2 separate regions of the Homo sapiens genome follow, and region 1 is linked to region 2. Evidence: read pairs that join two places in POLR2A ChIA-PET (ENCODE). Cell type or tissue: B cell. All regions are shown on one strand. Each heading gives the region's core, and the rest is flanking DNA. Links, peaks and the distances in the headings are about the cores only. Region 1 has its middle 31 kb from the start of RIPOR2. Region 2 overlaps RIPOR2 (RHO family interacting cell polarization regulator 2).

The links. ChIA-PET counts read pairs that join two places held together with the same protein. Peaks named below come from ENCODE experiments on the same cell type or tissue, not always from the same donor. Only the 100,000 strongest peaks of a DNase experiment are listed, where the experiment ranks them.
Region 1: POLR2A ChIA-PET joins it to region 2 with 7 read pairs; 7 of 35 experiments call an interaction of 5 or more read pairs at or near these places.

The regions. Positions count from the first base shown.
Region 1 is chr6:24,964,917-24,969,311 of GRCh38, reverse strand. It overlaps a transcript of RIPOR2 not described here. Among named protein-coding and RNA genes, the nearest start is that of RIPOR2, 31 kb to the right of the region's middle. In B cell, for the core only: no CTCF peak of the experiment used is centred there; no DNase peak of the experiment used is centred there.
Region 2 is chr6:24,839,011-24,843,405 of GRCh38, reverse strand. RIPOR2 (RHO family interacting cell polarization regulator 2) reads left to right here. Exons shown (of 22, transcript NM_001286445.3): 13 at 1-544; 14 at 4,134-4,315. Among named protein-coding and RNA genes, the nearest start is that of ARMH2, 42 kb to the right of the region's middle. In B cell, for the core only: no CTCF peak of the experiment used is centred there; no DNase peak of the experiment used is centred there; H3K27ac peaks cover 2,873 bases.

The DNA of each region.
Region 1 (4,395 bases), core at 113-4,112, 130 kb before region 2:
CATTTCTAAGTTTACCAGGTGATCAGATATTGCTGTTCCTTGGACCACTCTGAATAGCGAGTCCCAAATCGGTGGTTCTCACCTGGAATAACAGTAACGGCATCACCCCAGAGCACATACAAAATGCAAATTCCCAGGCCTCCTCCCAGGACTACTGGGTGGGGCGCAAAGATCTGTGGTTTAACAAGACCTCGAGGTGATTCTGATGCAAGCTAAACTTTAAGAACCACTGCCCTAGAATACCTAAGGGCTTTTTCACAAGCACTTTATATCGCTTGTCTAATGATGGGAAGGTGGTTGAAAGTCATGAAAAAAGGGAAAAGCAAATGAGGTGATTAAACGGGCCACCTACAGAGGCAGCCAGGAGTCACAGGCACTGCCTCTGAAAGGTGTAGCCAGTTCAGTATAGGTCAGGCAACCAGCAACATGATGTCACGCAGGGTTTCTATTGACAGTTTGGGCTGCATAATTCTTTGGTGCTGAAGACTGTACTGTGCATTGTAGGACATTTAGCAGCAGCAGGCCAGGGACTGAAGTGAGGCCAGGAAGATGCTAGGGCACAGAATTTAAGGAATGACTCACTCTCAGGGTCCTGCAAGTGTAGGCTTGGCATGTGCGTGATTCTGAATGTGCCCTCCTAAAATCCCTCATCCTAGTCCAGATACTGTTTAGCAGCATCCTTGGCCTCTACCTATTAGATGCCAGTGGCAACCTCTCATCATCCCCCTCTGCAATTTTTGACAATTGCCTCCAGACATTGCCAGATGTCCCCTGGGGAGCAAGGTTGTCCCAGCTAAGAACCGCTGGTTAGTGGAAAGCACAGGATTAGTTGCAGACTCAAGTTCTAATCCACAGGTGGTCCAACTGGAGACTGGGTATACACGGGGCGTCCACTCAGCAGGGAGTGACACCAGCAGGAGTGAATGTAGAAAATACCCCAAAGGTGCTTCCAGAAGTGGAGGGGTCCTCTCTGACCTCTTAATGGCAGCAATATCTCAAATCATTGTCAGATAGAGGAAAGGCAGTCAAGGCCCTCATTTGAAAGATGGTATCGAGAGGTCAAAGTGCAACATATAAAAGTTAACTGCATATAAGATTGGTGTCTTGGCTGGGTGCAGTGGCTCATGCCTGTAATCTCAGCACTTTCGGAGGCTGAGGCGGGCAGATCATCTGAGGTCAGGAGTTTGAGACCAGCCTGGCCAACATGGGGACACCCCATCTCTATTAAAAATAGAGCCAGGTGTGGTGACACGTGCCTGTAATCCCAGCTACTTGGGAGGCTGAGGCAGAAGAATCATTCAAACCTGGGAGGCGGAGGTTGCAGTGAGCTGAGATCACGCCACTACACTCCAGCCTGGGTGACAGAGCGAGACTCCATCTAAAAAAAAAAAAAAAAAAAAAAGATTGAGATCTTGCAGCCAAGACAGGTGGTCCATGGTCTCAGGTCTGAAGACCTGGGCTCTGATCACAACTCAAGTCCCAGATACTTAGTCTGTAAGTCATATAACTTTTCTTACACCTCAGTTTCCTCATCCACAAAGGAAAATAATGAGAATGCCTATCTTTCAAGGCTATTTTGAGGATTAAATTAGATCATGTATTATTACACAGGAAAACAACTAATATATTCTTTAATTCATCCTGTAACTTCTGCCCTAATGGAAGCTTTATGCTGGTTAGGAGAGGGACCAATTATATGTTATAAACAGATCCTTGGATTTCTCAGGTACAGTCATATGGGAAATGCACCCAGGGCATGTCAGAAGGCCTGAGTTGCAGGGACCTCTTGGCTTCTCACCAGCTGTGTGATCTTGATCACCCTTGCCAGCTCTCAATTTCCTCATCAACGAAATGAAGAGATTGGAACAGATGGTACCAAGGCCCTGCTTCCTTCCACCATACTGTGATTCTGTGCATGGTGGCAGTAGATAACACATCTTTATCCTTTATACTGTACTTGGACAATATCTTGGACCAAACTTCCCCCAACATGCTTCTTCTTATTCACCAGTTCCACACATCCACATAGTCTCCTTCAAATTCACATGCCCAGAGTCCTGTGAAAATGAGCTCACATGATTTCTCAAGCCATGACATGCTCCTTCCCAAGACAGAGTTCTGAGGTTCCATAATGATAAGAATGGTTTAGGCTCTGTTAGCTTTCTTCAAAGCCTTCTTCAAAGATTGACTCACTAGCCCTTCTAATTATGTACCAGTTCCCAATGGGGAGACACTCCTTTGGTCAGTAACTCAAATAAATCTGTAGAACCAAGTAGGGGGAAGACATTCTGTCCGTGTCCGCACTGCCTCCAGGATATTGAAAGAAAGTGGTTGATTTGAAGTAGCTTCACCTCTGTACAGCTCCTGAGACCACCTTGAAGGACTTGCCATAAAGAAAGAAACTAATATCTATGGAGTTCTTATCATATAGCGGATACTCTGCCTTTTAATCCTCTTCGAAGGATAATAGCATAAATATATATTTAATTAGATACAAATTCTTTGCATGGTCAAGTACAGCACAGAGACTTCACTAAGCTCATCACCTGTCCTTATTCTCCCCCTGGCTGCTAATGTGGGTTCACATGGCAGTGCTGTACCTTGGATCATGCCTCACTCTCCATTGTCCTTCCCATTTAGACAGAAATAAACACAAGGATGAGCCTCCCACATAACATGACTTCATCATGCATAATTGTTGGAATGAAAACCTCCTGGTTGCATATCTGCACAATGCCAATGATTACAGTGATTAAATCAATCAAGCCCAATTTCATAATCCTCAAGTGTATAATTTCCCGACTCGGCAGGGACCCAACACGTGGCATCCCAGCTGTCTGATATAGGAATCAAAAACGCAGTATTAAAGAAAACATTTTGGGGAGGGAGGCTAGGTAATTTTGTAAACTTAATATCATATTAATAAGAATGATGAAACACAATACTATTCCATGAAAATTATGTATTATGATAGTAAAATATCTAGTGATAGCCATAGTTATCTAAGAAGCTTTATGAGATGCATTCTGTGCTTCTGCAGAGAGCTTGATGGTAATCTGTCCATCTGATGTATGTGCTGGTTGATGCTTCTGGGGTTACAGGTTGAGATCTTTAAGCTTCATAAAGTGAGGACAGGCTCAGATGGGAAGCATGGTCCACAGCTTCTGTTCCTTCTCTATAGCTAAAGAGAAGAAATTGTACCAGAGCCAAAGGAGGAAAAAGATTATATATCCTCTTTCATGCTTTTCACCCAATCTCATTCTGTTTTTCTAATAAAGCAATCATTTAATTCCCTGCTGCAGTTGGTTTTGTACATGTTTCAGAGTCCTCAGTTCATTGTGTTGTGATCATCTGAGATCCTCCAAATTAGAGTTTGAAACTCTTGCAATACAGAAGAAACAAATTTGTCCATAGTTGTATCTACCATGTGATGAGTACGTTTGAAAGTTACTGAGATGGAGCACATGGAAGGGCCTATACAATGGCTCTTGAAATTCAATTTCTAGACTTAGGTGTAAATAAAAATAGTGTTTTCATTATAATAATTCATTAGCTACACATTTGTTTTGTGTATAGCTTTTCTTTTTCTAGATTTTATTTCCGATAAAATGTTTTTTAAAAAAATCATTGATCTGCAAACAATTGTAAAAGAAACTATGTGTAGTCGGGAAAGACCCACAAAGACTTCAGGCATCATGTAATTAAATTATCAGACACAGACTATAAGATGGTCATGTTTAATATGTTTAAAGAAATACGCAAGTTTGAAAATATGTGCAGGAAACCAAGAACTATATAAAACAAACAAGCAAACTTCAAAAAGAATGAAGTAGTACTTCTGGAAATGAAAAATAAAGTAACAGAATTAAAACTTTGCCAGGTGTGGTGGCTCATGCCTATAATCCCAGCACTTTGGGAGGCAGAGGTGAGAGGATTGTTTGAGGCCAGGAGTTCAAGACCAGCCTGGGCAACATGGTGAAACCCTGTTTCTATAAAAAGTACAAAAGTTTGTTGAGTGTAGTAGTGTGCACCTGTAGTCCTAGCTACTCATGAAGCTGTGGTGGGAGGATCTCTTGAGCTTGGGAGGTGGAGGCTGCAGTAATTGTACCACTGTGCTCTAGCCTGGGCAACAGAGCAAGACCCTGTCTCCCAAAAATAAAATAAAAAAAATAAAAAATAAAAAAATGTAGCTCAGAGAGACAAAGAAATGGAAAATTGAAAGAAAGGTTAAAAGATATGGAAGATAGAGTAAAAAATAAAAGATGACAGAGCAAAGACAATATCCAAAATATATAAAGAACTCTCAAATCTTAGAAATAAGAACGTAAAAACCCAATTCAAAAATGAGCAAAAATTTAAACAGGTACTTCACCAAAAAGAAATACAGATGGCAAA
Region 2 (4,395 bases), core at 149-4,148:
TACCATCACCCCTGCGGAGTTTAACCTCAGCAGCTTGGCCTCCCAGAATGAGGGTATGGATGACACCAGCTCAGCATCTTCCAGGAACTCCCTGGGAGAAGGCCAAGAGCCAAAGTCACACCTGAAGGAGGAAGACCCAGAGGAGCCCAGAAAACCTGCCTCGGCCCCATCTGAGGCTTGCCGCCGACAGTCCTCAGGTGCTGGGGCTGAGCACCTGTTCCTTGAGAATGATGTTGCAGAAGCACTTCTGCAAGAGTCTGAGGAGGCCTCTGAGCTCAAGCCTGTGGAACTGGACACTTCGGAAGGAAACATCACAAAGCAGCTGGTCAAGAGGCTCACATCTGCAGAGGTGCCAATGGCCACAGACAGGCTGCTCTCTGAGGGTTCTGTTGGTGGAGAATCTGAAGGCTGCAGATCCTTTCTAGATGGAAGCTTAGAGGATGCTTTTAATGGGCTTTTACTTGCATTAGAACCACATAAAGAGCAGTATAAAGAGTTTCAGGATCTGAACCAAGAAGTCATGAATTTGGATGATATTCTAAAAGTAAGTACCTTTTCAGAGAAATTGGATTAGGTTTGGAGAGAGGTGTCCTAAGCCAACATTCTATTTAAGATGAGGTATCATTTAAAAAAAAAATCCTGTCCAATCACAGGATTAATAGCTCATCATCATTTTAAATGGCACTAATATGCCAGTAGTGCATATTAAGTTTTATTTTCCAAACAACAGATCAACTTATCTAAATTGATTAGGATTTAAACAAAGAGCTCTAGAGAATGTTGAAATTCCCCCAGTCCCCAAGTTAATCATTTTAATCCCATATGTGAAGTAGAGGCACTTTGATGATTACAGTCTCACAGGCGTTACTGGATAGGATCCCTCTCAGGGGGTCGGGAAAGCAGGGAGCCCTTTGCCTGGTTGGAGTCAGAGTTATCCGTCCCATTGTGAGAGCCATGAGCCACTGCCTGCTGGAGGAGACTACCTGCTCTCACAATTGGTCCAAATAACCAAGTCAGAATCTCAGATTAATCATCAGCAAAATAATCATCCATTCTACTCTAGAGCGGGAGATCTACAGACTCTCCAGGGATACCCTCAATCCATAGGGATCAGACAGCCCAGGATGGAGGTGGGAGGGTAAGATGAGAAGGATGATTTCCTCGCAGGCGGGAGGTCCTGATAATGAGATCATTATTGCTGCATCAGAATGTATCTGTCTCCACCTGCATACAGATTAATTTTTTAAAAAACACTGCACAAGAAGACAGATTTGAATTGTTGTCCCAAATCTCACTGCTACTTCTTGTATTCTTTGCTGCTCTGATTTATATTGTCATATAAAAGAAAAGAGAACTCAGATCCTTTTTCTTAAAAGAGCAGTTCTTTGGGGACCTGGTCTGTAAAAAGGCTTGAAAGTAAGGTTGCAGGGGCAAGCCGAGAACCAACCCACAGAAAGCTGTTGCATCCCTTTCTAAGACTGTTTTCCTGGCTGGGCATGGTGGCTCACACCTGTAATCCCAGCATGTTGGAAGGCCAAGGCGGGCAGATGACTTGAGCCCAGGAGTTAGAGACCAGACCGGGCAACATGATGAAATCCCATCTCTACAAAAAATACAAAAATTAGCTGGGCATGGTGGCACACACCTGTAGTCCCAACTACTAGGGAGGCTGAGGTGGAAGAATCGCTTGAGCCAAGGAGGCAGAGGTTGTAGTGAGCCGAGATCACGTCACTGCACTCCAGCCTGGGTGAAAAAGTGAGACCCTGTCTCAAAAAAAAAAAAAAAAAATATGGTGATTGTTTTTATATGTAGCCTGCCCAGTGGCATCTGAAACTACATTTCCAAGGCTTTTTGACCATCTTATCCTTCTCTACTCAGTCTTGCTGACCTAACTCTGTAGGAGATTTGTGCCCCAGGCAGATGATAATTCAGGTCCTGACTCTCCAGGTCCTCAAATGCTCATGACAGATAGTTCAGTTGATGGCATAGCCTCCGAGAAACAGAAGGGCACTCTGAATCTACTTTCTGTAAAATATCAGTTCAAAACCATCAGCTCAGGGCTTGTATATGCAGGCTGCTTGTCTGGTATTCTACTAAACACCTATCTTTTCTGCAAAGTTGACCAGCTTTGCTTTGTGGGCAAAAGGTATTCATTTCAAAGAGCTAAGACACAAATTGATGCCATCTAAAGTGAATTCCTTAGAGAAATCCAGTAGTGATAGCAGCTCCCATTCCAGGCATCTAGGGTGATGGTAAGTAGCTCAATCCACAGGAAACACTAAGCATTATTAAAAACTGGTGATCAGAGACTTCTTTCCAGAGTATTATTTCAGTCTGCTGTTGTTCCAAAATTGTCCTGCTACTAAAATCCTCAACTGCCCCTTTCTTTGTCATGACCAATATTTAAACACATCTGTACTGTACAAGATAAAATTGTGCAGACACCTTGCTTAGGAAAAAAGACCCTAGAAGTAGGTGAAGTCAAGACCGACTCCCTGTCTCCCCCTGAGACTGCTGAAAACATCACTAGTGAGTGTGTTTAGGTCTGGGGCAAATGGCTTTGTATCCAGCCAGAATTAAAGCATCAGCTGGACAAAGCTTTCTCTTTTCTCCCTCCTTCACATTCCTAGGATGCTAAACACCTTGACGATCAGAAACTAAATGGTGCTGCCTCTTGGACGGAGATCACTGAGGGTGAATGAGACAACTGTGATTTAAAAGACCGAAAGACGTTTTCCCATGTGCTTTTGTGCCATCTTGAGTGTCAGAGACAGATCCCTGCAAGGCCCTTCCTACCTTGCGCTAAGAAATCAGCAAGGAGTGTCACCTAACTGGATGGAGGACATTTAGTGCTTCTAACTTGCAGAATTTGTCCCATTCGACCCACCCCAGCATCCTCTTGAATATTTGGAAATACTTCTCTCCAACTCTGTGCCCATAGCAACTGGCATTGTTTTGCTTGTAATGTTTCTGCATGTGGCCAGCATTATAGAATGCTCCAGGCCAGAGAATGGGATTGCTCCCATGATGCCAGGGCCTGGTCAGGGAAGTGGTGGGACTTGTTCCCTTTGAGGCAGAGCTCCAGAGGAAGCAGGGCTGCTTCTTGTCATGCCCAAGGCATTCATTCTTTCCTCAGTCCTCAGAGGAAAAATTATATGCTGTGAGCAGGTGCGGTGGCTCATGCCTGTAATCCCAACACTTTGGGAAGCCCAGGATTGCTGGAGCCCAAGAGTTCAAGACCGGTATGGTCAACATAGGGAGACCCTGTCTCTGCAATAAAAGAAAAAAATTAGCCTGGTGTGGTGGCACATGCCTGTGGTCTCAGCTACCTGGGAGGCTAAGGTGAGAGGATTGCTTAAGCCCGGGAGATTGAGGCTGCAGTGAGCTGTGATCACACCACTGCACTCCAGCCTGAGTGACAGAGCAAGACCTTGTCTCAAAAAAAAAAAAAAAAAAAAAAAAAAAAAAAAGATGCAGGGCTTCTTACCTAGGGAACATGGGCTAGGTGAATTTGAACCACTTCCTGTTTCTGGGATTTGTTTTGTTAGTCCTTTAGAGCAGATGCCTTAGATAGCTAGCGCCTTTTGTAAAACACCGAAGACATTGCCACTTGGAATTAGAGATTGGTCAGTATTCAGCATTGACTCACTGACTTAAAATTTGTCTGCTTGTGGTATTTTATTTTGGGGTGAGCACTAGGCAGAGGGATATAGCAGTTCTGTTTCCCAAGGCTTTGTGGTTGACATGGTTTTGTTTTTTGTTTTTTTTGTTTTTTTTCAACTTTTTGTTATAAAAATTTCAAACAGAAGTAGAGAAGATCCTCTAATGGATCCCAGTGTGCCCATCCCTCAACCTCCTCAGTGATCAACTCATGGCCAATCTTGTTTCCTATTCTTCAACCTGCTGACTTCCCTCTGGATTCTTCTGCAACCAGTCCCAGATATTGTGCCATTTTATCCATGGTTGTACTTCTTTTTTGGATATAAAGATTTTTAAATGCATTTTTTAAATGCTAACAAAAAATAAAAACTTGAAACAAAAAAAAAAGTGTGGCATCTCCAATTGAGCATCGTGTGTCTGGTTTCTCTTTCCGGATATGTTGATGTTCTCCCTGGTGCCTTCTGCCTTTACAGTGCAAGCCAGCAGTAAGCCGCAGCAGGTCTTCCAGTTTAAGTCTCACAGTTGAAAGTGCTTTAGAAAGCTTTGATTTCCTGAACACCTCTGATTTTGACGAGGAGGAGGATGGTGATGAGGTTTGTAATGTTGGCGGAGGTGCTGACTCAGTATTTTCAGACACTGAGACTGAGAAACACAGGTAAGTCTGAAGTTAGTGTCTCCTTATATTTCTCCTGTCACAGCTGATACAGTAGTTCTTTGTTACTGTCAGAGGGGACC